Regions from separate parts of the Homo sapiens genome. Here regions 2 and 3 are each linked to region 1. A link is a loop called in an ENCODE intact Hi-C map of the cell type or tissue named here. Cell type or tissue: mammary epithelial cell. All regions are shown on one strand.

Region 1 (8,000 bases):
AAGATCTGGGGGATAAAGCGAATGCTAGGTGATATTTTCTAAGTGGCTTTGGGAAATTGTCCAACACAGTTAGATTAAAACCTTGCTGATTATTAAAGAGGGGAAATGCAACTAAATACATAGAACTGCAATAATGTAATTCCAAAGGAAATATAGTGTTAGAAATGATACTTTGAATTTTTTAACAGACTTTCATAATTAAAACATTGTAAAATTAGCATGCATGAGTGCAGTGGCCATTTAAAGAACATATAACAGACATGACAATGTAGTCAAATAAGAGACTATGATGTTTTATTACAGAACCTGAAAGGCATGCAGAGGAGGGGGACCAGAAGGCTCCAATTCTAACTCTACTCTGCTCTTACTAGTTATCTGACTGTGGCTAAGTCCTTCACCAGGAAGCAATGGAGATAATATCTGTACTGCTTACCTCACAGCTATTATGAACATCAAATAAAATAGCATATAGAAAGGCAGGATGTGGTGGTTCACACCTGTAATCCCAGCACTTTGGGAGGCGGATCACTTGAGGTCAGGAGTTCAAGACCAGCCTGGCCAACATGGTGAAACCTCATCCCTACTAAAAATACAAAAATCAGCTGGGTGTGGTGGTGCGCTCTGTGGTGTGCGTGTGGTGCCTTCCTGTAGTCCCAGCTACTCAAGAGGCTGAGGCAGGAGAATCGCTTTAACCCAAGAGGCAGAGGTTGCAGTGAGCCAAGATGGTGCCACTGCACTCCAGTTAGGCGACAGAGTGAGACTCCATCTCAAAAAACGAAAAAGATAACATATATAAAATTGCCTTGAAAACTGTTAAATATTGCAGGAGCACAAGATACTCTCATCATCATATTCTCAACCATCCTGCAATAATGGGGTGCCACTGCATGTCAGTGCTAATGTAGGGCTCCCACTGGGAGGAAAGTAATCAAAAGAACCCCATGGTGGTACTCCACTCAAGTTCTCTGGAAGGAGCCCTCTGGGCATTGAGGAAGGGCTGCGGCCCCTCTCTACACTTCATCCCCTGCTCCTGATGGACACTTTATGTCCAGAATGTTCTCCAGGAAAAGGGGTCAGCACACTTGTGCTCATGGAGCAGGCATTGCTCTCTCAATGAATCACCCACTACCTGAGAGGCTCCCACACGTGCCAACTGATGAGATTTATTTTGAAAATATAAAGGCTGTTTTCTGTTGTTGAAAGTTTGGCAATTCATTAACATCTCCACCAGAGGGTGAGCAGGAGAAAGGAAAGCTGGGAACTCCAGTCCACCTCGCATTTCTTAGTAGTTAGTACTTCTAGTACTAGCTGGGTTTGGTGGGAAAAGAGCAAAGGCTCTTCTCAATACCTCGAGAATCAGAATACATCTTAAGAGAACAGAGAAGTGCCAAACCTCCAATGCTGCATGGCCTGTTCTCTTTTAATGCAACAGTAGTGCATCATCTGTTTTTCTGCTCAGCTCATCCCTTTCTGCAAAATATATTAGACTTAGAATGTGTTCAGTTAATTGTTACCCAGGAGTGATTTTAGCCCCATGGGGAGAAAAGGGGCCCTAAAAATGTTAATTATCTGGAGCATAGAGCTTAACATTCTGGATTCCAAGATGGTATTTAAGCCTATTTAGATTTTCTCTAAATTCTTTGAGGCTAATGCAACTTCTGAATGTGTCTAATAATCTCTAATTATTTGTGGAAATGGTAGATGTGAGGAGACCAGATTAAATCCACAGATAATCACAAAATCTCATTTTAGCCAGCAGTACAGCTCTTTCCCACCAAACCCAGCTAGTACTAGAGGTACTAACTACTAAGAAATGCAAGGTAGACTGGAGTTCCCAGTTTTCCTTTCTCCTGCCCATCCTCTGGTGGAGATGTTAATGAATTGCCAGACTTCCAATGACAACAAAAAAAGCCAGCAAAAAAAGAAAGTGGAAACTCAGGGGCCTGGGCCACTACCCAGCTAGAAAAGCAGATGCTGAGGAACTGGAAGGCAGGCTTCCTATCATAAAGGAGCAAAGCACATGCCCACACCTGAGCAGCTGGGCTACCATTTCCAGAAGGCGCAGCACTGTCCCAACTTTCTGTACTGTCACACTTACACCATCGTGTTCTGTCCAGTTTGACCAGCTTCATTCTTGGAAGGTGGTGCAACAGAACTATAACCTGGAGCCTCCTCTCCCATCTCAAAGCACCAGATAAGGACCAGGCCAGGGATGGTCCAAGTGCTGTCCTCAGTTGACTAATAGGATGAGGAAAGAAAGAGGAAGACAAAGACTTTGTTTTGGGGATGACTCTATAAATCCCACAAGCCTTTGCTTTAGTGTTGCTCCCTCTTAATGCTTTTCATTTTTTCTAACTTGATGGTTTATTAACGTCAGCACTGCAGTTTCACAATCCTTTTGAACCCAGGTCTAGATTTAATGAATGCAAAAATTTTACATGATTTGTAAGTTATGTGAAGTTTCCAAATAAATATCATCAGTGAAAAAATCAATGCAAGTCATTTTGGAGCAAAGATTTTTCAAAAGACTGGAGACTATCTGATGAGACAATTTCATGTCTACTCTTGGTAAGGACCCACAAGATATTATTTGATCTTTGGTAGGTGTATTTCTTTCCCCTCCTCCTTTTCCTGGGCCATTTTCATTTGGGTTGGAGCCCTCTGGAACTTTTGGCTAGTTTTGGTTCAAATGAGTTAAGAATTAAATTTGGGCCAGGCATAGTACCTCACGCCTGTAGTCCCAGCACTTTGGGAGGCCTAGGCAGGCAGATGGCTTGAGCCTAGGAGTTTGAGACTAGCCTGGACAACATGGCGAAAACCCGTCTCTACTAAAAATACAAAAATTAGCTGGGTGTGGTGGTGCACGCTTGTAGTCCCAGCTATTCTGGAGGCTGAGGCAGGAGGATCACTTAAACCAAGGAGGTCGAGGCTGGGGTGAGCTGAGATCGCCAGCCTGGGTGACAAAGTGAGAACCTATCTCTGGGCTGGGCGGGGGTGGTGGGAAGAGAGACAGAGAGAGAGAGAGAGAGAGAGAGAGAGAGAGAGAGAGAGAGAGAGAGAATTAAATTTGGAAGCAGGGAGAAGAAAAATGGAGACGATTTGGTGAAGGAAAGAGAACCAGGTGACCATAACTTCTTCGGGTGGAATAACAGAAAGGTGTAGAAGTCTCTACTAAGAGATGAAAGATCTGACATGGAGAAAATAGAAAAAGAAAAGGTGGCCATTCAATTTTATATATATATATATCTCCTGAAGTTAAACTTTCTGGCCACAGAGCTCAGAATCACCATAATTACTTTATGTTCTAAATGATGTCCTTTAGGCTCCCAACATCTCAAGTCTCAGTAGCTGCAAAATGGGGGTGACAGCTGGTCGCCAGCGCAGGGAAGGTGCGTTCGGAGGCTGGGGGTGGAGGGGAACGCAGGGAGAAGCTCGCCACCTTTCTTCCCGGAGCGGAATTCCCTGGAGTTGGAGTGACTTTCCGGCTGATTCACAGCTCTGCTCTCCCTCGCGTCCCTTGCGGCCACTTCCAGCGCTCGATCCGAGTCTCCGGGGGCGGCAGAGCCTGGGTGCCAAGGCGGCCGACCGCAGGCCTGTTCCCGGAGGTCGGGGATCGTCTCCCGCGGACCTTTCCACCCCGGCCAATTCTTGGGCACTCCACTCGCTGGGCAGCCCCGCGGCCTCCCCAGCTGCCTGCGCCGTCCTGGCTCCCGCGCTCCAGGTCCCTCTCCGCGTGCTCTGCGCCACAGCTCCTCTCTCCTGCCCCCATGCGGCCATAGGGGGAAAACCGCGCGGGTGCTCAAGGGCCCTGGCCGCCCTGGCCGCCGCCGCCGCGCCCTCGATGCTGGGCGCTTGGGTGGTGCGCGGGTGCACCGCACTTGGGCAGGGAGGAAAAGCTGCGCTCCGAGGAGGATGGTGCTGATTCTGCGGGACAGAGACTCCCTGGGATCTTCGAGAAGGTTTCGGCAGCTCCGCACCCCCCCCCCCCGCCCCATCTAAGGCTGTTGACCCAGAAGTGCGGACAAGGAGGAAGCCTTCTCCCCAGCGCCGCGAGGCTGGCCGCTTCGTGAACGAGAACGTGGTTATGCACGGACGGAGGGCAGGGTGTCTGCAGTGAGGTGGTGGGAGATGGGGCGGATAAAGCTTGGGGTTTAAGGCACCACGAGTAACGTAGTCCCAGCTTTGCAGCTCCGGGCTTAGGTGTTTATTTCATTTTAAGTTCCCCCTTTCACTGCCTGTACTAGCCTAGAGGGAGTTACAAATGACTTCCACATCCTGGTAGTACGTGGGTTCGTGGCCTTTCCCTTAGCCAGCCCAGCCAGCGAGGTTTCAGCTGCCAGAAAATGTGTTTCCCATCCAACATTTCTCACACAAGGACAAAATATAACGTGTCTAAAAATGGCGAGCTTCCTGTCTGGGCTCCCCTCTCCCACCCCGGTTCCCCACTTAGGAATAAAACTTGAGGAACAAAGATTAGTTTGAAATCTATTTTTCTTTGGACATCCCAGATTTCTGCTGGTTCAGTGTCCCGTGTCAGGTGAAATTATTCATGAGGCTCTGAACTGAGTTGATAAGTCTTACTCCTTATCCCTAGAAATTCCAACTGGATTTAAATCACTCCCTGGTTGCTGCAGAAGGTCTATGTTTTATGGGAGTTCTCTAGTGAGCTTTGAAGTATTTGCTTACCAAATCCGTTTCTCAGCTTCCAGCTCCTGAATAAATTACCTGCCGCTTCTCTCTGCTGCCACTCCCCCGCCCTCCTGAAATATGAACAGTGGGGATGTTTTCTGAACAATAGGTTGGAATGAGGGCTCTGGGACTTATCAGTCAATTGCCAGCCCCAGGACACCCATTTGCAGCCGTGGCTGACTGGAGATTTCCAATGGCTAATGGAATAGGCAGGGAATGGGGGCCCGTGGACCTTATTCCATTCACAGGTTTATCCCTCACTCACAGGGAATCACTTAACGAGTGTCACCATATACTATCTCAAGCCTGGTTGCTTCGTCAGGGAAATGGTCATTAGAATCCTCATTTAGAGAACACATTAAAATCCTCATGTTGAAAACATCCTGGAGCTTTTTTTGAGGATTGCCACTTGCCAGAGGTTAGTGCTAATTGATGTCAGGCAGGTCTGTTTGCAAAGACTGAAGACTATAGACTTCTATTTATTTTGTTCTTTGCATAAGGGCTAGAGAGGGTAAAGGGAAATTGGGCAGCCAAGACCCTTGGGTGAGCCAAGAGGCATTTCGCATTATGTCCCAGCTGCTTAGAAAGTATTTTTGTCCATCCTCCTGTATGAACAGGATGGGGCATGTCTAAATTGTCCATTTTTATGTCTGCCGGGAAGATGCTTCCCTTTCTGTCCCTAATACCTAAAATGTCACTAAAATCACCGTTTTCTTCGTTCATGCAATATGTTAAAGAGTTCATTAAAGACTCCCCAGGGGGCTCCAGAGCAGCCTCTTCTGGGGTTGTGATTTGTCACATTTCCATGATTCACTTCACCAGGGGCCTCAGTAGCTGGAGGATTCCTTGACTCTCTCACTGGGACTTCCCAGACATGAACAAGGATCCCATTACCCTTTTCTTACTTCGAGTTTTTCTAAACCAACAACACCAACAACAACAAAAAGTAAAACAAACAAAAAATTAAAATATACCAAAGCAAAGACATCTGGCTATTTACAAAGCACAGATTTCTTACCCTAAAATAATTGAAGCCTGTCCCAGACTTGGCTGATCCTGCCTCTGGCTGGGCTCAGGGCTTCAGCCTCCTGGTCCTCTGATTGCTGCTGCTTCATTGGAGGAAGCTGCTCCCTGGTCTTCATCTTCGGGGGACTTAGAGCATGGCTGGACGCCCACTTTTTTGTGCACTTCACCCCATGGCCTCTGAGCCTGAGCAGTGGTCCTCTCGGGGAAGAAAAGCCTTTCTCAGGTCTCAAGGTTCCTCCCTGGGCCTCCTGGTAGCCCTAGGCACTCCTTGGGTAGCACGCAGGAAGGTTCAGAGCCCTTACCTGTCACTCGCTACTCTCAGGCAGCCAGCCTAGGCTGTGGGTGCTGGGCCCCATCCACCCAGAAGCCTGCCTACTTTCTATTCACCCCTCCCCTCTCCATCTTTCCCCCAGCCAGCCAACACCACTGAAAACCACCTGTTTTGTGTTTTGAAATCCTGGAAGCACGCCCATCCTCCACCCTCGCAGACCTCCCACTGTGTTCCAGTTTCCTGTTCAAACTCCAGATTTGAGTTCTTGACTCATTTCAAGAACATTCAAAAGTCACATACGCTGAGCTTGCTGCATATTCAAGTCTTTTCTTCTCTGCTCAGGTGGCCAATGGTCCCCCTCTCAGGCGAAGGGGAATCTTGTAAAGTTTCAAGCCTGGCAGCCCCCAGGGGTGATCCTCAGACTAGTCAGAGATCAAGTACCTGCAAAGTCACAGTCATCTCTACAGGGCACCGTGTAACCAATTAGTCCCCTCAAATGTGCTAGGAACAATTTTACAAGCAAAAACTATGACCCTGTTATGTCATCTACTGTAAAATCACAACCACAAGCAAACAGGTTCACACACAATTACAAGCACAAAGGAAATTACTGACTTCCCCGATTGGCAGACTGGCAGTTTCTGAATGTTCTGGCGATGCCAATTTGTTCAATAATCTCCTCCTCCTCCTCCTCCTCCTTCTTTCTTTCTTTCTTCTTCTTGTTCTTGTTCTTCTTCTCCTTCTTCTTCCTTCTTCTTCTTCTTCTTCTTTATTATTATTATTATTATTATTATTATTATTATACTTTAAGTTCCGGGAAACGTGGAGAACGTGCAGGTTTGTTACATAGGTATACAAGTGGCATGGTGGTTTGCTGCACCCATCAACTCGTCATCTACATTAAATATTTCTCCTAATGTTATCCCTCCCCTAGCCCACACCCCTCAGCAGGCCCCGGTGTGTGATGTTCCCCTCCCTGTGTCCATGTGTTCTCATTGTTCAGCTCCCGCTTATGAGTGGGAACATGCGGTGTTTGGTTTTCTGTTCCTGTGTTAGTTTGCTGAGAATAATGGTTTCCAGCTTCATCCATGTCCCTGCACAGGACATGAACTCATCCTTTTTTATGGCTGCATAGTATTCCATGGTGTATATGTGCCACATTTTCTTTATCCAGTCTATCATTGATGTGCATTTGGGTTGGTTCCAAGTCTTTGCTATTGTAGACAGTGCTGCAATAAACATACCTGTGTATGTGTCTTTGTATTAGAATGACTTATGATCCCTTGGGTATACAGCCAGTAATGGGATTGCTGAGTCAAATGGTATTTCTGGTTCTAGATCCTTGAGGAATCACCACACTGTCTTCCACAATGGTTGAACTAATTTATGCTCCCACCAACAGTGTAAAAGCATTCCTATTTCTCCACATTCTCTCCAGCATCTGTTGTTTCCTGACTTTTTAATGATCGCCATTCTAACTGGGGTGAGATGGTATCTCACTGTGGTTTTGATTTGCATTTCTCTAATGACCAGTGATGATGAGCTTTTTTTTTTTTCATATGTTTGTTGGCCACATAAATGTCTTGAGAAGTGTCTGTTTATATCCTTCACCCACTTTTTGATGGGGTTGTTTATTTTTTTCTTGTAAATTTGCTTAAGTTCCCTGTAGATTCTGGATACTAGCCCTTTGTCAGATGGATAGATTGTAAAAATTTTCTCCCATTCTGTAGATTGCCTGTTCACTCTGATGGTAGTTTCTTTTGCTGTGCAGAAGCTCTTTAGTTTAATTAGATCCCATTTGTCAATTTTGTCTTTTGTTGCAATTGCTTTCAGAGTTTTAGTCATGAAGTCTTTGCCCATGCCTATGTCCTGAATGGTATTACCTAGGTTTTCTTCTAGGGTTTTTATGGTTTTGGGTTTTACATTTAAGTCTTTAATCCATCTTGAGTTAATTTTTGCATAAGGTATAAGGAAGGGGTCCAATTTCAGTTTTCTGCATATGGTTAGCCAGTTT
Region 2 (8,000 bases), 110 kb before region 1:
AGGTTTTTCTCACAGCCCTCTGAGGAAACCAACCCTGCCAACACTTTGATCTTGGACTTTCAGCCTCCTGAAATGTGAGAAAATAAATGTCTGTTGTTTAAGCCACCCAGTGTATGGTATTTTGTCATGGCAGCCCTAGCAAACCAACCATCCCAGAGATAAGGTACCATTAATGCTTCCCAAGTGCATCATTGCCCATCCTTGACCCTCACTTGGGAGGAGGGTTCCCACTGGCTTCAGTAATTGAGAATTTGTGACGCACAGCATAAGCCACCCTTCTGTTTTTAATCATTAGCATCTCACGGCACCAACAAGCTGGAAATGTTAGCACCAAAACATCAGACTTGGGATCAGAAACTCCTAGAAAGTACTCACATGAAGGATATAGTGCTATCTTCTGCAGGAGGCAAAAATGATACTTACGGAAATTGAATCAAAGGTTTGCATATTGATGAGGTGTGGACAACATGCAGATAACTCTTCCCCATCGCCACAATTTGTTTTGTTTTTCCATCACTTAAGCACTATAAGCCCAGTGTCTATGGCTTTTCAAGGGCCTACAAAATGTTTCAGAATGACAAATTAAATGGATTTCAAAATAAGAAAACAAAATGGTCAAAATGAAATAAAAAATAATTTCAAAAACAAAGTTATAAAACGCTTTTCAAAATGTTTTCAACATTTATAGTTAAAATCAGATGCTGGAGCATGTTAATACAATTGACATCATGTGGGTGGTGGTTGTAAAAGTTAGATGGCTTAGGACCTGAGAAGAACTTCAGCTGGTGCTGCTCTCTATTCATCCTCCAGAAACTCACACCAGTGAGTTTAGCAAGGAACAGTGACATGGGGCAGAGTCAGTGCTGCAGAATGGGGGTGGGGGAGAAATGGGGGCTCCCAGTGAAAGCAAATATGCCACAGAGGGAGGGGATTGAGTCCAGCTTAAACCTGGGTGCAAATCTAAATTCTGCTCCTGTGTGACCCTGGGCAACTTGCTTAATCTCTCTGAATTTTGTCACTGGCACAAAAGGGGATAAGAATGCCTACTTCATAGCATTTTCCTGAGGATTAAAGAGAGGAAGAATGTAAGGTGAAGGAGAGGGAGCTCTGTGCCTGGGAAATAGTAAGTGTTCAACAAATACTAGCTATTGTAATCATGGCATTAGGCAGACTCTCACAGGGGAGGGAGAGGAAGGGCTTTTGCTCACTGAGGCTTCTTTTGGAACTTGAGCCACATAGAAAATGTTGAGTGAGTAGATGTTGACTGGATGAGGTCTCCTTCAGGACAGAAAAAACTGTTGAGAAAAACAGCAGTGCAGAGGTTACGGGTACTGCTGGAACAGAATTCCCAAGTTAGGACTGGGAGGCCAGGAGGTGGGGCTGGGACTGGGGGACGCCAAGGACAAAGGATGGTTGGACTCTGGAGAACACCCTGCACCGAAATTACTGTGCACAGCCCAGAGGTGGACTGATGGGTTGCCCATCCTTGTGGGCTCATGCACCTCTCCTGCAGCTCCAGGGCAGGGGGAGCAGAAATTCCCAGGGGGCATCCTAGGAATGCAGGCTGCTTTAGAGTGATAGTTACAGTTTGCAGGTGACTGGGGACAGAGTATCTACTCTGCCAGGAACGGGCAGATACGGGGCAAAATCCCTGAGAGCTGCAGTCTTCTGACACATGCCAGTGTCCAAACCTATGTCCAGGACAAAATGAACACGGCTGTTTCTCTTTTTTAATTTTTAATTTTTGTGGGTACACAGTAGGTGTATATATTTATGGGGTGCATGAGATATTTTGATACAGGCTTGCAATGTGTAATAATCACATCAGGGTAAATGGGGTATCCATCACATCAAGCATTTATTATTTCTTTGTGTTACATACATTCCAATTACACTCTTTTACTTATTTAAAAATGTACAATAAGTTTTTGTTGACTGTAATCACCCTGTTATGCTATCAAATGCTAAATCTTATTCATTCTATGCCACTGTATTTTTGTACCCATTAACCATCTGCCCCTTCCACACCTCCCTACCCCCACCCCACTACCCTTCCCAGCCTCTGGTAACCATCATTCCACTCTCTATCTCCATGAGTTCAATTGTTTTAATGTTTAGCTCCCACAAATGAGTGAGAAAATGCAAAGTTTGTCTTTCCATGCCTGGCTTATTTCACTTAACAAACATAATGTCCTCCAGTTTCTTCCATGTTGCAGATGACAAGATCTTATTCTTTTTATGGCTGAATTGTGTGTATGTACCACATTTTCTTTATCATTCGTCTGTTGTGGACACTTAGGTTGCTTCCAAATCTTGGCTATTGTGCAATAAATATGGGAGTGCAGTGTCTCTTGATAAGCTTGTGGCAAGGGAAGCATCTGCAGGTCCCTTTGGTTTCAGCAGGGGTTGAAAAGTGTTAGAAAGGACAACGTGTTTCATGGAGTAGAAAGAGAAATATAGAGACGGTCTCTGATCAGCAATCATTCTATTAGGGTGGGAATTTTGGAAGCAGGGAGACTTTCTGATCGGTCTTCGAGGATGCTGGGCAGACCTTTGGCAAGTGGGCAAGCGAGCAGTATGGGACATTTCATGTTAGGGGTGGACATTTTTCTGTAGCTGGCCATTTCCTGAAATAAGTAGGGGTTGACAGAGTGCTTTTTCTTTTTCTGTCAAACTGTCATTATGGGGTGCAGGGTGGAGGGGCTGTCACAGCGTCAGTTTGTCAGCAGAGATCTAGACCAGAAGGTCCCCTGGCCAGGGAGCTGGAAGACTAGTGTTCTAGGCTCGGCTAGTCATCAACTGGATAGGTCCCTGGACCTGTTTATTGTCTGTACATTGAAGGTGCAGGACCACCCAAGAATGTCCAAATGCTGACCCTTGGGCCAAATCCAACCTGCAATTGTGTTTTCTTTGGGCTACAAATTATTATTAACATTTTTATTTGCATATCTTTAGGAAGGGTGCGCACTCTCCGACCTACAGTCCCTCTGCTCAATACCAGCCCAGTTCCCGCCTTTAGGGAACCTGCTCTGTCCCTGTAGCCATCTGGGTCTGCAGCCTGGGAACTAGATGACATTAGTGCCTTCCTGGCACTGGCCTTCTGTGGTCCCGCCATTCTCAATGGCACTGTCTCACTTTCCATGCCTTCCTCAGTCACTGCACACTGCCCTACACAAATATTTGACAGGCCAGCCTCTTGAGTCAATTATTCCTTTCAGAAAACTGGAGAGAGAAATGATATAATTAACCACCTGAGAGAAAATGAACAGAGCGAGAAGCTATAAATACCAAGACCCACAATGAAGGGCGGAACCCCGGGGCCCCACTTGACCTTACCCAGCTGAGATGGTCTGACACCTTCCTGGGTGTAGGAGACCCGTGGGGCCAAGCTTGGCTGGGACTTACAGCCATGGCTTTCACACAGCAGGGTGAGAAGCAGCCCCCGAGACCCCAGGCTGAGCAGGCCAGGAAGCAACACCCCACACCCCTCTCCCCCATGTAGCCAGGATCAGAATCAACACCCTTGAAGGGTAAATCCTTTCCTCATGCACTTGTGCCCAGGAAGCAGATGTTCTGTCCCTACTCTGGGGTCTGGGCACTGTTGTGTAGTTGGATCCTTCCACCCTATCCTCAAACCACAGACCAGATAAATCGAATTGAACCGACTTCAAAGCAAACACTGAGCGGAGCCATCTGGGATTCATTCCTGAACCGGCCCTTTTCTAGTTATGTAACCACAGAGATGCAGACAGAAAGACACAGATTGGGAGAACTGGTTTTTGTTGTTGTTGTTGTTGTTAAACCTCCAAATCTTTGCAGTATTGGGATAATTATGGCTTTCATAGCATTGATTACTTTAAGCTGTCAGTAATTTGAATCCTTTTCAGAGTCAGTGACCAACATTTTGCAATTGAATTCTATCTTCCTGCTTCCATTCTGAGTAAAGGAAATAGAATGCTGAGCTCATAGGGCCTTCTTCAGAATGCCACATGCTGGGCACTTTGTGGTCACACCTAGAATGCTACAATGGACACATCTCCTAGGCATCCTCCTGGGTTCATTACACACTTCCTTCCCACGCCATAGTCTCATTCTGGAATGTTCATTAATCTCCTACCTGAAAGAGCAAGAAGAAATATGAAATTTTAGATAGGCCAGGGCTTTTGATGTGAATCATTCATGAATCACCCAAAACATTGTGGTTCATGGATAAAAGGCAAAGGCAAATACTGGATACTTTAAGAAGCTATACTGCCTACATCTATGCAATTTTTAAACATTTTATTTTCTGATTTAAAAGTAATACCTCTCCAATGTGAAAATTCTAAAAATTCTGAGGACTATGGAGAAGAAAATAATTGTTCCAAATCGTTGCTGGGGAGGATTATTCAAACAATAATTGATGCTAATATTTTAGCACATTTTTCCCCAGTTTTCGATTCATGCATATTTACATTTCTAGAACTAAGGCTATATTGCGTTTATAATTGTGTCCTATATTTTTACTGAAACATTTTCCACATAGTAAAAAACTTTATAACCTTAGTTTTCAGTAGCTACATAATTTCAAATAAAATAAATGTACCTTTTTTTTTTTTTTTTTTTTTTTTAGACAGCGTCTTACTCTGTCACCAGGCTGGAGTGCAGTGGCGTGATCTCAGCTCACTGCAACCTCCACCTCACGGTTGAAGTGATTCTTCTGCCTCAGCCTCCTGAGTAGCTGGGACTACAGGCATGCACCACCACGCCTGGCTAATTTTTGTATTTTTGGAACAGACGGGATTTCACCATGTTGGCCATGATGGTTTCGATCCCTTGACCTCATGATCCAACTGCCTTGGCCTCCCAAAGTGCTGGGATTACAGGCATGAGCCACCGTGCTCGGCCCATAACTTTTTTTAAAAACAAATCCCTTATTGTTGGACCAAAGGTTGTGTCTAATGTTTGGCTACTGTAAATGCTGTAGTGAATATCTTTAGCTATAAATTTCTATCTGCATTTCTCATTACTTTCATCAGATCTATTCCTAGAAGTATAATCAACTCTGCATCAAAGATCAAAATTTTTGAATGTTCTTAATACATTTCAGAAGGATTGAACCACCTTTTCACCATTAAGTATCAATGTTTTCTAAAACCTTACTATTTTGATAAATAAAAAATAGAATTTTATATTTGTATTAATTTGCTTTTCTTTAGATACCAGTTAAAATAATTATTTTTCCACATCTTTATTAACAATTTTTAATTTAGCCTATGAACTGAGGTTAAGGCTGATTATGCAAGTTCATGTGCAAAGATGTTCTCATCTCAGGGCAGACCATCTGATGACAAGAGTGGTAAAGGGCCAAGAAGAAGCTTAGCTGAGCTAGGACATCCAGAGGAGGAATAAGTGTGGGGTGATCCCCATTCCTGGTTATATTGGTTATCTTGCTGCATAACAAACTACCATTAAAACTGAATGGTTTCAAATAACAAACATTTATTATCTCACAGTTTCTGTAGGTCAGAAATTCAGGAGCAGTTTAGCTAGTGCTTCTGTCTTGGGGTCTCTTGGAAGGTTTCAGTGAAGATATTGGCTGGGGCTGCAGTCATCTGAAGGCTTGGCTGAGGCTTGGAGGAGCCACTTCTTAGATGACGAACTCACATGGCTGTTGGCAGGAGGCCTCAGTTCCTTACCATCTGGGCCTCTCCACAGAGCAGCTCACAATATGGCTGATGGCTTCTCCCAGAATGAGTGATTAGAGAGATAGATTGCTCTACTTATAGGTTAATAGGTTAATATATCTGTACCTTTTATAATTAAATCTTGAAAGTGACATACCAACACTTCTGCCATATTCTATTGGCCGTACAGAATCAATCTATTATAACATGGAAGGGAAGCATACAACAGTTGTGAAGACCAGCAGGTGAACACCACCAGAGGCCATCTTGAAAGCTGGCTCCCACACTGGCTATGAGTTTTCACTACTTTTTTTTTGAGGAGAAGAGGGAATTATGAGCAGATAGCAGAAACTCTATCACTGCTTACAATATGCTCAAGTTAACCATACATAACACCATTCTCATCATGAGGCTAAAGTCAGCCATTTCTTTTTGTCTCCATAAAACCTGCAATTAAAAGACCATAGCAAAAGATTTTCAGATAGAAATCTGGACTGGGTGTCCAACGCAGTTCAGATCCTGGTGTCTGGTTGGGACTGGTGGTGGTGGCAATAAATTCAAGCAGGCACTACCATGCAGAAGCTGCCTGAGCCCATCAATCCCATGTTCAGGTGCTTCAAGCTCTGTGGTATGAAAGGTCTGGTGGCAAATGTGGAGGGTGTACAGGGAGAAGAAAACTGCTGGACCATGGCTCAGGGGCCCCACAGGTGGGACAGAAACCTTAGGAGAGGTTTGCTTTTTTTTTTAAATAAAAGTGGGTGAGTAAATACAAGAAACCTCAATCCTGGAAGAGGGGCTTGAGGCTAGGAGAGGACAGGAAATAGGGTGTCACAGGTAAGAAATATGTTCTTACTAGAACCTTTGAATCTAAAAATATATGTGTCAGTGGGCATGATCATTAATATGTATGACTATTACCAAAATATGTTGTTGGCACCCATGCTAATTTTAGATGCTGCAGAATTAACCAAATGAGCTCTTCTCTTTTCTCTCCACATCCTCTCCCTTGACATTTTAATCAATCTTGTGACTTCATCTATATTTTTCGTGTGGTTGAATCCTAAATTTGTATTTCCAACCTTGCCATTTTTTCGCTACCACATTTCCAACTTCCTGCATGACATCGCAGCCTGGTTGACTCGTCAGCACTTCAAACTTAGTATGTACAGAACAGAAAGTATCTTCCCTCTGAAAACCGCTCCTTCTCCCATACTCCTTATTTTGATAAAGGCACCATCAGGCATCTAATTTTGAGACTCAAGATGGAGAAAGTAAATCTATTACGTAGATAAAGGGTTTCCTATCACGAGTAATTTAAAAAATTCATGTCTGAGTAGAAGTGGGCAGCCAGCAACAAGCAAGCTGAATAAATGTGTTCATTCAACAAATATTTATTAAGCACCTATTATGTTCCAGAAGGCACAGTTTTAGGCATTGGAGCTTACTGATAAATAAATCAGGCAAGAGTCTCTGGCTTCATGGAGCTTCATTCTAGAGGTGCTAGACCTCTGAGTTTGGCCTAGGAGTAGCAAATTGTACCCTCTTACCAGACCATCAGGTCAAATCAAAAGAGACAGATTGCTCTGCTCTGTCCTACTATGAGCTAAAGGGTGTTCTGCTATTAGCACTGGGTTCTGGAGTATCAGGCAAAAAGTGACATCATAGAGGATGGCAAGAAGTGACAAGAGCCCAAAGAATGTGACTAAGCAAGTGTGGCAGGCTGCATAATGACCCCTGAAAGATGTTCTTGTCCTAATCCCAGAGTTTGTGATTATGTACTCAAACGGGGCTTTGTAGCTGTGATTAAGGATCTTGAGATGATGAGGTGAATTCAATGTAAGCACAAGGCAGAGGAAGGCAAGATTAAACAAAGAAAGATGAGATGGGATGATGAAAGAAGAGGTTGTGGTTATGCACTTTGAAGATGGAGGAAAGGGCCATGAGCCAAGGAATGCTGACAGCTTCTAGAAGCTGAAAAATTCCAGATTCTTCTCTGGAGAATATAGGCCTGCCAACCAAAACCTTGATTTTATTTATTTATTTATTTTTCTTCTTTTTCTTTTATTTTCAGTTGACATGTAATAATTGTGCATATTTACTGAATACAGAGGGATATTTCTATCCATGTATATATACCATGTGTAATGATCAAATCAGAGTAATCAACATGTCTCCTAGCAATAAACACATCTCCTGGTAATAAACGCTTACCATTTCTTTGAAACACCTGCATTTTAGATTCATTTCAGACTTCTGTCCTCCAGAACTATAAAATAAATTTGTGTTGTTTAAGCCACTAAGTTCGTGGTAATTTGTTACAGAAGCAATAGGGTA
Region 3 (8,000 bases), 320 kb before region 1:
TGGCTGGCTGATTCATCTTGAAACAACGTGTTCCAGGAAGTTTATTCCAACAGCCAATTTATCTTTCAGCTTTATGTTAATGTTTTCAGAGCAGGCTGTGTGTGTGTGTGTGTGTGTGTGTGTGTGTGTGTGTGTGTGTGTGTGTGTTTAAATTTACCAGTACTCCAGTGCTCCCAAAACAACGTCTCAAATTGGCTAAGCAGTGTGGGTTTCCTTTGGGAAATCACATGGTACTGAGCAGGAAAATGGTGGACATTCGTGGGCCTTTTTGACTCTCCACCTCCTTTTAAGAAAGCCAAAGAGTCCAGTCTTTCCACCCAAGCCTTCCTCTTCCCACCTCCCTTGAAGCTAGAGTACAAGGATGTGATCTGGGCTTAACCAGTCAGACACGCTAGCCCCAGAGTTTTGAATTGGTGGCTGCTGATCCAAAGCAGTATGAGAAATGAAGTCAGAGTGGCTACAGCAATAACTGGTTTCCGGGAGCAGCAGATGCTGCACAAAATGTGACGGCCATGTCCTCACTGGCAAGATTTTGGCTGTGGACCTGCAGCTGCCTGACCCTTTCTCCTGCCTGCTTCTCAAGATTTCCCCATGTTTCTGTGAACCAGGTGCTTTTCAGTCAGTTCCTTTTTGGTTTAACCAGAGTTGGTTTCTGATGCTAAGAATGTTGACAGTTACAAGAAATAAGGAGAATATCCCTACCCTAGACTCTGGGTCCCATTTTGCCACCTGAGCACCAGGAGTCCTTTGTGAAGACAGTCCCTCTGGTTCTGGTCATGTTTGCTGTGATGTCCCCTCCCCTCTTCTCCTCCTTCCCTCTTTCCTTTCTTCCCTCTTCCTCTCCTCCTTCTCTCCTCTCTGAGGGACCAGCATCAGAGACATTCACCACACACTCCCACCATCCCTCACTGGCTCAACATCCTCCACAAACCTTCCCTGAGAAGAGCCTACACCCCATACAACACAGCCTCCATCAGCAGAGCCCTGGGGCCACCCATTCCACTGGTTCATCCATCATGCCCAGACTGACCGCCAGGCAAGGACACAAGTTGTGCCTAGTTTGCAACCCTCCAAATACTGAGAAATGAGTTACTTTGGGAAATGCTTTGTCCTTTTTCTGAAAAGATCCTTCCAGGTTATCTTTGGCAGGGCTAAATTATTCCAGCTGAGCCTGACACCTGCTTCCTGAAGGCTCAGACCCTGCCGCTTTCCTCCCTCCCTCTCTCCCTCCCTCAACACTCCCTCCCTTCCTTTTCATAAGTATTCACTGAGCACCTCCTAGGAATGAGACAAGATGACGAGTCTCAACTCAACCCTCTGTCACTGAAGTCTCACTCCAGTAAGGCGCATTTACTCCAGTATGTCCTGTAACCCACAATGAGTCACTGCATTCAGTGCAGTCTAGGCTATTCCTTCTATTGTAGGTAACAGGAGTCTCTTCTCTTTCCACTGCAAAGGATGTGCCTTCAGATCATCTGAATCATAAAAAAGGTGACATTTCTACTTTTTTCAAAAATAAATAAAAGAGCCCTCCTAAGCAGGAACCCCTCAGTTATGTCACAAGAGCCTTCCAGTAACAACTTCTCTCTGTCATAGCCAATGGCTTAAAGGCACCCAAAGTCCCAGTAAGGTTTTCCCAGACTCTAGTTCCTGGGAAGCTTTACTTGGAAGACAGTTGCAGATAAACGCCAAGCAACCAAGCTGATGGGGAAGAAACCCACTGCCTGGGTCACGCTCAGTCCTTCAGGGTTTCCAGGGACCAAAGATTATGCACAAGAACAGCCCAGTCATATCTACTACCAGTCACTTCCAATAACCAACTTTGCATAAATGTCAATATGTGTCTGCTGACATATATACAACATGCACCCATATGCACATCTTTATAATAGTTTCATTATAATGACATACTTTCAAAAAGTTATTGGCATACATAAACATATGCCCATCTCCAATTAAAATAAACATATACTTAAGCTGTTTTTAGTTTCTGCTTCATAAGTTATAAATAGGCTAAACCATTTACAAAATAATAAAATCCAGCACTAATCTTTCTGTCTGCCGAAGACCATTTTCTGTGATCCTTACCTGAGCACATTTTTCAAGGCCACAGGACTGGGGGGTCAGATTTTCTGCATCTCCAGGTGCCTGGGTCATGCTGGTTTATAATCCTTCTGGCAGCTGGGCACAGTGGTGCATGCCTGTAATCCTGGCACCTTGGGAGGCCAAAGCAGGTGGATCACTTTAGGCCAGGAGTTTGAGACCAGCCTGGCCAACATGGTGAAACCCCACCTCTACTAAAAATGCAGAAATTAGCTGGGCATGATGGTGCACACCTGCAATCCCAGCTACTGGGATGCTGGGGCAGAAGAATCTCTTGAACCTGGGAGGCGGAGGTTACAGTGAGCCAATTTGTGACACTGCGCTGCAGCCTGGGCAACGGAATGAGACTCTGTCGAAAAAAAAAAAAAAAGGCTTCTGGCAGAAATTTAGTCAGGACCTGGGAAGGATTATTTCAAATTAGGTCCATCAAGAGGAAAAGGGGGAAGGAATTCCCAAGTGACACCACCCCTCCCGCCCCACGACAGTTTGAGGATGCCTCTGTCTTCACCTGTTTTGTGCAGATCTGGGTTCATTGTCTCCTAGTCACAAGCTTCCCCACAGCTTCTAGAAGGGTCCATTTTGGAAACTACAGGGGGCTCTGAGGTTTGGCTTTTTGAAGTTCTGAGAGAGGTATCTGCTCCAGCTCAGGAGGTCCCTACGTACCTGCCAGGTAAATGCAAGTTTACCTGGGAGAGAGTCAAGCCTGCTCTTGAGTCCTAGGGCTTAAAGTCTCAGCAGCTTACACAGAAAACTGTGTTCCTCAGCCCACTCGCTGAGCAGGACTTGAAGTCCTTGGCAATGCTCTAATGGCAGTCCCTTAGGAAAATAATTTGTCATCAATTTAAACCCTAAAAATAGACTACATTCCTTACACTACATAGACTTACAACCAACCTTTTTGATTTTTTTCCAAATATTTTATTTTATTTATTTTATTTCTGAGACAGGGTCTTACTCTGTCGCCCAGACTGGAGTGCAGTGGCATGGTCATGGGTCATGGCAGTCTCAACTTCCCTGGACTCAGGTGATCCTCCCACCTCAGCCTCTGGAGTAGTTTGGCCTACAGGCACATGCCACCATGCCAGGTTAATTTTATTATATTTTTTGTAGAAATAGGGTTTCATCATGTTGCCCAGGCTGGTCCTGAACTCCGGGACTGAAGGGGTCCACCTACCTTGGCCTCCCAAAGTGCTGGGATTACAGGTGTGAGCCACTGCACCTGACCTCAGATATTTTAAGCCAAAAAAAATTTTACCTGAAAAAATTTGTTTCAACTACCAGGCACTTGGCAAAACACTCTCCAAATATTATTTCAGTGATTCTCGTCATACGTTTGTATAGAGCTTTAAATAGTTACCAATGGCCAGGTGCAGTAGCTCACACCTGTAATCCCAGCACTTTGGGAGGCTGAGGCCGGTGGATCACTTGAGGTCAGGAGTTCGAGACCAGCTTGGCCAACACAGCAAAACCCCATCTCCACAAAAAATACAAAAATTAGCTGGGTGTGTTGCCACATGCCTGTAGTCCCAGCTACTTGGGGAGGCTGAGGCAGGAGAATCACTTGAACCTGGGAGGCAGAGGTTGCAGTGAGCAGAGATTAAGCCACTGCACTCCAGCCTGGGCAACAGAGCGAAACTTGTCTCAAAAAAAAAAAAAAAAAAAAAAAAAAGGCTGGGTGCAGTGGTTCACGCCTGTAATCCCAGCATTTTGGGAGGCCGAGGTGGGCAGATCACCTGAGGTCAGGAATTTGAGACCAGCCTGGTCAACATGGCAAAATCCTGTCTCTACTAAAAATACAAAATCAGCTGGGCATGGCGACACATGCCTTAATCCCAGCTACTTGAGAGGCTGAGGTAGGAGAATCGCTTGAACCCGGGAGTCAGAGATTGCAGTGAACCGAGTTAATGCCATTGCACTCCAGCCTGGGCAACAAGAGTGAAACTCCGTTTCAAAAAAAAAAAAAAGTTACCAAAATGCTTCCACACATGGCCTCATTGGATTCCCCCAGGAGACCCTCAGAGTTGGTAGGACTTGGAAGCATTGATTTGACAAGCAAGGAAACTAAGACCCAAGGGGTTATAAAGACTTGCACAGCTAGTAAATAACAGTAAAGCACTCGGGCCTCCCAAGCGTTTTCAAAGTTCATGCTCAAAATAGAAATGGAGGACTCTATCTTGGCATTTTCTAAGCTGAAATACTGAGGCAAAAAGCAAAAAACAAAAAACAGGAAGGCTATCTTCTGAGACCTGCTATTAAATTTTTTATTTGAGAGAGAAGATGCCAACTGTAAATAATTTCCTATTGTCTACATTTTGCAAAAGAAAGAAGGAAAGAATAACAGGGCTAAATGTAAGTTCTGACGTAAGAGCCTTCTCTATAAGCAGCTTGGAGGCCGCCACATGTGCTGCTCCTACGCTGTAAGCTGCGCACTTGTCACTTGCTTTGCACAACAGTGATATGCCATCAATGCTGTGTGCCAACTAGGACTCAGGAAGTCAAATTATAGTTTAGGATCAGGATCATTATTTAAAGGTGTACTATGGTAAATTTATGGTAATTTTTTCCCCCTCATTTTAACCGCTCTGAAAGCAGGATGCAGTCAATGCTGTCGTACAACAACTGTCCGCCAGGTGGCAGTCGTGATGTAGTACGAAATGTGAAAAATCATTGACATCTGTTAGGATCCAGCAATAGTAGGCCGGGCACGGTGGCTCACGCCTGTAATCCCAACACTTTGGGAGGCCGAGGCGGGTGGATCACCTGAGGTCAGGAGTTACAGGCACGCACCATCATATCCAGCTAATTAATTTAAAAAAATTTTTTTTAGAGACAGGGTGTCACTATGTTGCCCAGGCTGGTCTCAAATTCCTAGACTTAAATCCTCCTGCCTTGACCTCTCAAAGTGCTAGGATTACAGGCACGAGCCACCGCACCTAGCCATGTTCACTCTTATGGATGGCAATGACAATTATAATGCAAACATTTTAGCTGTTAGCTTGTGGGACAAACCTCTTCCAGGGTGGAGAGTGGAGTCAGCAGTACACATGTATCACCCTTTAATCTCTCAGTAGTTTCCTATTCTTGCCTCTGCAAATTATCTCAAATTTAGTGGCTTAAAACACACAAATTTGTTTTCTTAGAATTCTGTAGAAGTCCAATGAGAATCCCTCTTTGCTAAGATCAAGGTGTCGGCAGGTCTGTGTGTCTCCCTTTCTGAAAGGCTTAGGGGAGAATCCGCTTCCTCACCCTTTCCAGTGTCTAGAGGCTGCCACAGCCCCGGGCTCTCAGCCTCTTCTCGGTCTGTAAAGCCAGCAATGCCGCATCACTCTGGCCCCACTTCTGTCATCTTAGCTCCCTCTGATTCTCTCTTCTGCCTCCTTCTTTGACTTTTAAGAGTGGTTGTGCGGCCGGGAGCGATGGCTCACACTTGTAATCCCGGCACTTTGGGAGGCCGAGGTGGGCGGATCACCTGAGGTCAGGAGTTCAAGACCAGCCTGACCAACATGGAGAAACCCTGTCTCTACTAAAAATACAAAATTAGCCAGGCGTGGTGGCGCAAGCCTGTAATCCCAGCTACTTGGGAGGCTGAGGCAGGAGAATCGCTTGAACCCAGGAGGTGGAGATTGCGGTGAGCCGAGACCGTGCCATTGTACTCCAGCCTGGGCAACAGGAGTGAGACTCTGTCTCAAAAAAAAAAAAAAAAAATTCTGTTGTGCTTACACTGGCCTCACTCAGATAATCTAGGATAGTCTTCCTATTTTACGGTTGACTGATTAGCAACCTTAAATCCTCTCTGCCATGTAACCTAACAAAGTCACAGGTCCTGGGAATTAGGATGTGGATATCTTTGATCTCTGGGGGCCTATTATTCTGCCTACTAAAGTCCTTCTCTGTCTTCTACAATACTTAAAATGAATCTCAAAGCCCCAGTTTAAGAAAAAAGTGGCCATTTCCCCTTTCTCTTATCCATTGGTGTAGCTCTCCTTGAATGGTTGCCACGATCTTCAAAGAGAGGCTCCGAGCTCATTACTGTCTCCCATTTACAGTGTTAAGAAGGTGCTTCAATTTCTTTCCAGGATGAGGAAGTCATTTCAATTTGCCATAAATCTCTGTGCCCATCACTGCCCTGACCTTGTAATAATTAAATCTGCTACATGTCTTTTTCCCTTTCAATAGCTAAAACCTCAACCCTCCTCCTGAGGAAAAACATCTGCCCTCAGCCTTCTCAGAGTGTCTATCACCTTCACTTTCTCTGTCTCGATGGTTTATGGGAAGTCTTTTGACTAAAAGACAATGATTTGCTCTTGTCTTTTAAGCTGCCTTCATTTTGCTGAGTTTCTGATTATTTTCATCCTCCAACTGTGGTTTTTCCAGAGTCAGAGAGTTCCAGGCACAGAGCTTTTCTCTAAGCTCTCAGCTTGTAACTATTCTACCAAGTTGTTTAACCATCTCAATCCAAGAAGAGGATACAATCTTTGTATAATAGGAGTCCCCATTCCTCTTTTTCTGTTCACTGAGAAAATCCTTATATTAAACTGAACCCATAATCTGGGTCCCTGACATCCAAGAACATACTCAGAATTTATTTAATGACTATGTGAGGTGTTGAGCAATCAGTTTAGTCAATTAGAACAACAAGCCGCACTGAGAGTCATGGCTTTATTCATTTATCGTAATGGTGCAAGCAAGAGAAGTGCTGGCTCCCCAGGGTTCCATTTTCATCATGGAACAGCACTGAAAAATAGAAATGAAATCCTAAGCCCCCCAGCTGATGGAACAGACCTCCTCTTGGCCAAGGAGACCCCAGAGAAACCTTGAGCCTGAGTTCCCAACAATGATGGGATGGAAGGACAGACATACCTCGTTATGCACCCTCCCTCCCTCACTGCCTGCCATTGGGCTTTCCTCCACAAGGGCTGAACAGAAACCAGCCCTTTCAAAAGACCCCACCATGGATATCCACCAACAGCCTGACACTGCCCCTCCTTTTTTGCCTGATAAGTGACCACTGACCAGTGGTTCTGGCCAGTCTATGGAAATGCACAGTGAGGGTTTTTGTGTCCTCTGTCACACCTTTTGACATCAGAGGGCTGAAAACTACACCCTCAGATCATACTAATGCCGATATTGTTTGAACGTGAGTCCCATGGAGAGGCATGAAGCGCCATTGCATATGCACATATCTTTTCTTTCATAACTATCCATGACTCCTCCTTGAATATGTATATTTGACCACCTTGCTCAGCATGAATTCCTATTCCCTTTGCCCCTCCCTCAAAGTGTCCGTTTCTGGCTTCTGGCCAAAGGCTATGCTTCCCAGCCTGTCAGAATGGCCACCCTGCAGGCTGCAACCCTTTACAAGAAATAAAGCTCTCCTTTCCACATGTAGGGACTTCATCATTCTTCAGTTGACAGCATGGAGCAAATGGGTTGAGTCACCACACTGTCCAGAAGCCAAGAATAGAAGGCTTGTGCCTCTTCATGACTGCCTGTGGGCTTGGGGAGAGAGAAGAGTGTGGGGGCCAAGGCCCTTGACTCCCTAAATGTTCACTGAAAAAATTACTGACATGAGGCAGATTAATAGGAGACAAGGCATACGAATTTATTTAATGTGTATATACAAGAGCCTTCAGAATGAAGACCCAAGCTCCCAGTGAGGTACAGGAGCTTGTATACTGTGGATGAAAAGAGCCAAACTCCATAAAATTTTGAAAAGATTAGTTCTGAGTAAAATATGAGTGACCATGGCCCAAGGCGTGGTCTCACGAGATCCTGAGAACATGTGTCCAAGGTGGTTGGGTTACAGCTTGGTTTCATATGTTTTAGGGAGACATGAGACATCAATCATAATGTACAATATACATTGGTTCCATCTGAAAAGGTGGGACAACTAAAAG

Evidence for each region. A loop is a pair of places that touch in the nucleus more often than their neighbours do. Peaks named below come from ENCODE experiments on the same cell type or tissue, not always from the same donor. Only the 100,000 strongest peaks of a DNase experiment are listed, where the experiment ranks them.
Region 2: a loop joins it to region 1, with 3 times the contacts of the local background. A loop is called at or near these places in 3 of 110 quality-filtered maps.
Region 3: a loop joins it to region 1, with 6 times the contacts of the local background. A loop is called at or near these places in 8 of 110 quality-filtered maps.

What each region holds. Positions count from the first base shown.
Region 1 is chr5:73,211,989-73,219,988 of GRCh38, reverse strand. It overlaps LOC124901002 (a long non-coding RNA gene), which reads right to left and starts at 6,053. Exons shown (of 3, transcript XR_007058818.1): 1 at 5,708-6,053. RefSeq lists a silencer at 3,683-3,862. In mammary epithelial cell, CTCF peaks have their summits at 1,233 (motif pointing right), 3,437 and 3,770 (motif pointing left); DNase peaks (open chromatin) are centred at 3,508 and 3,738; H3K4me3 peaks cover 889 bases; H3K27ac peaks cover 222 bases.
Region 2 is chr5:73,318,004-73,326,003 of GRCh38, reverse strand. No RefSeq gene overlaps it. Among named protein-coding and RNA genes, the nearest start is that of LINC02230, 16 kb to the left of the region's middle. RefSeq lists enhancers at 3,509-4,116, 3,397-4,596. In mammary epithelial cell, no CTCF peak of the experiment used is centred here; DNase peaks (open chromatin) are centred at 4,073 and 7,483; H3K27ac peaks cover 1,331 bases.
Region 3 is chr5:73,533,727-73,541,726 of GRCh38, reverse strand. No RefSeq gene overlaps it. Among named protein-coding and RNA genes, the nearest start is that of ANKRA2, 28 kb to the left of the region's middle. In mammary epithelial cell, a CTCF peak has its summit at 4,724 (motif pointing right); a DNase peak (open chromatin) is centred at 1,326; H3K27ac peaks cover 334 bases.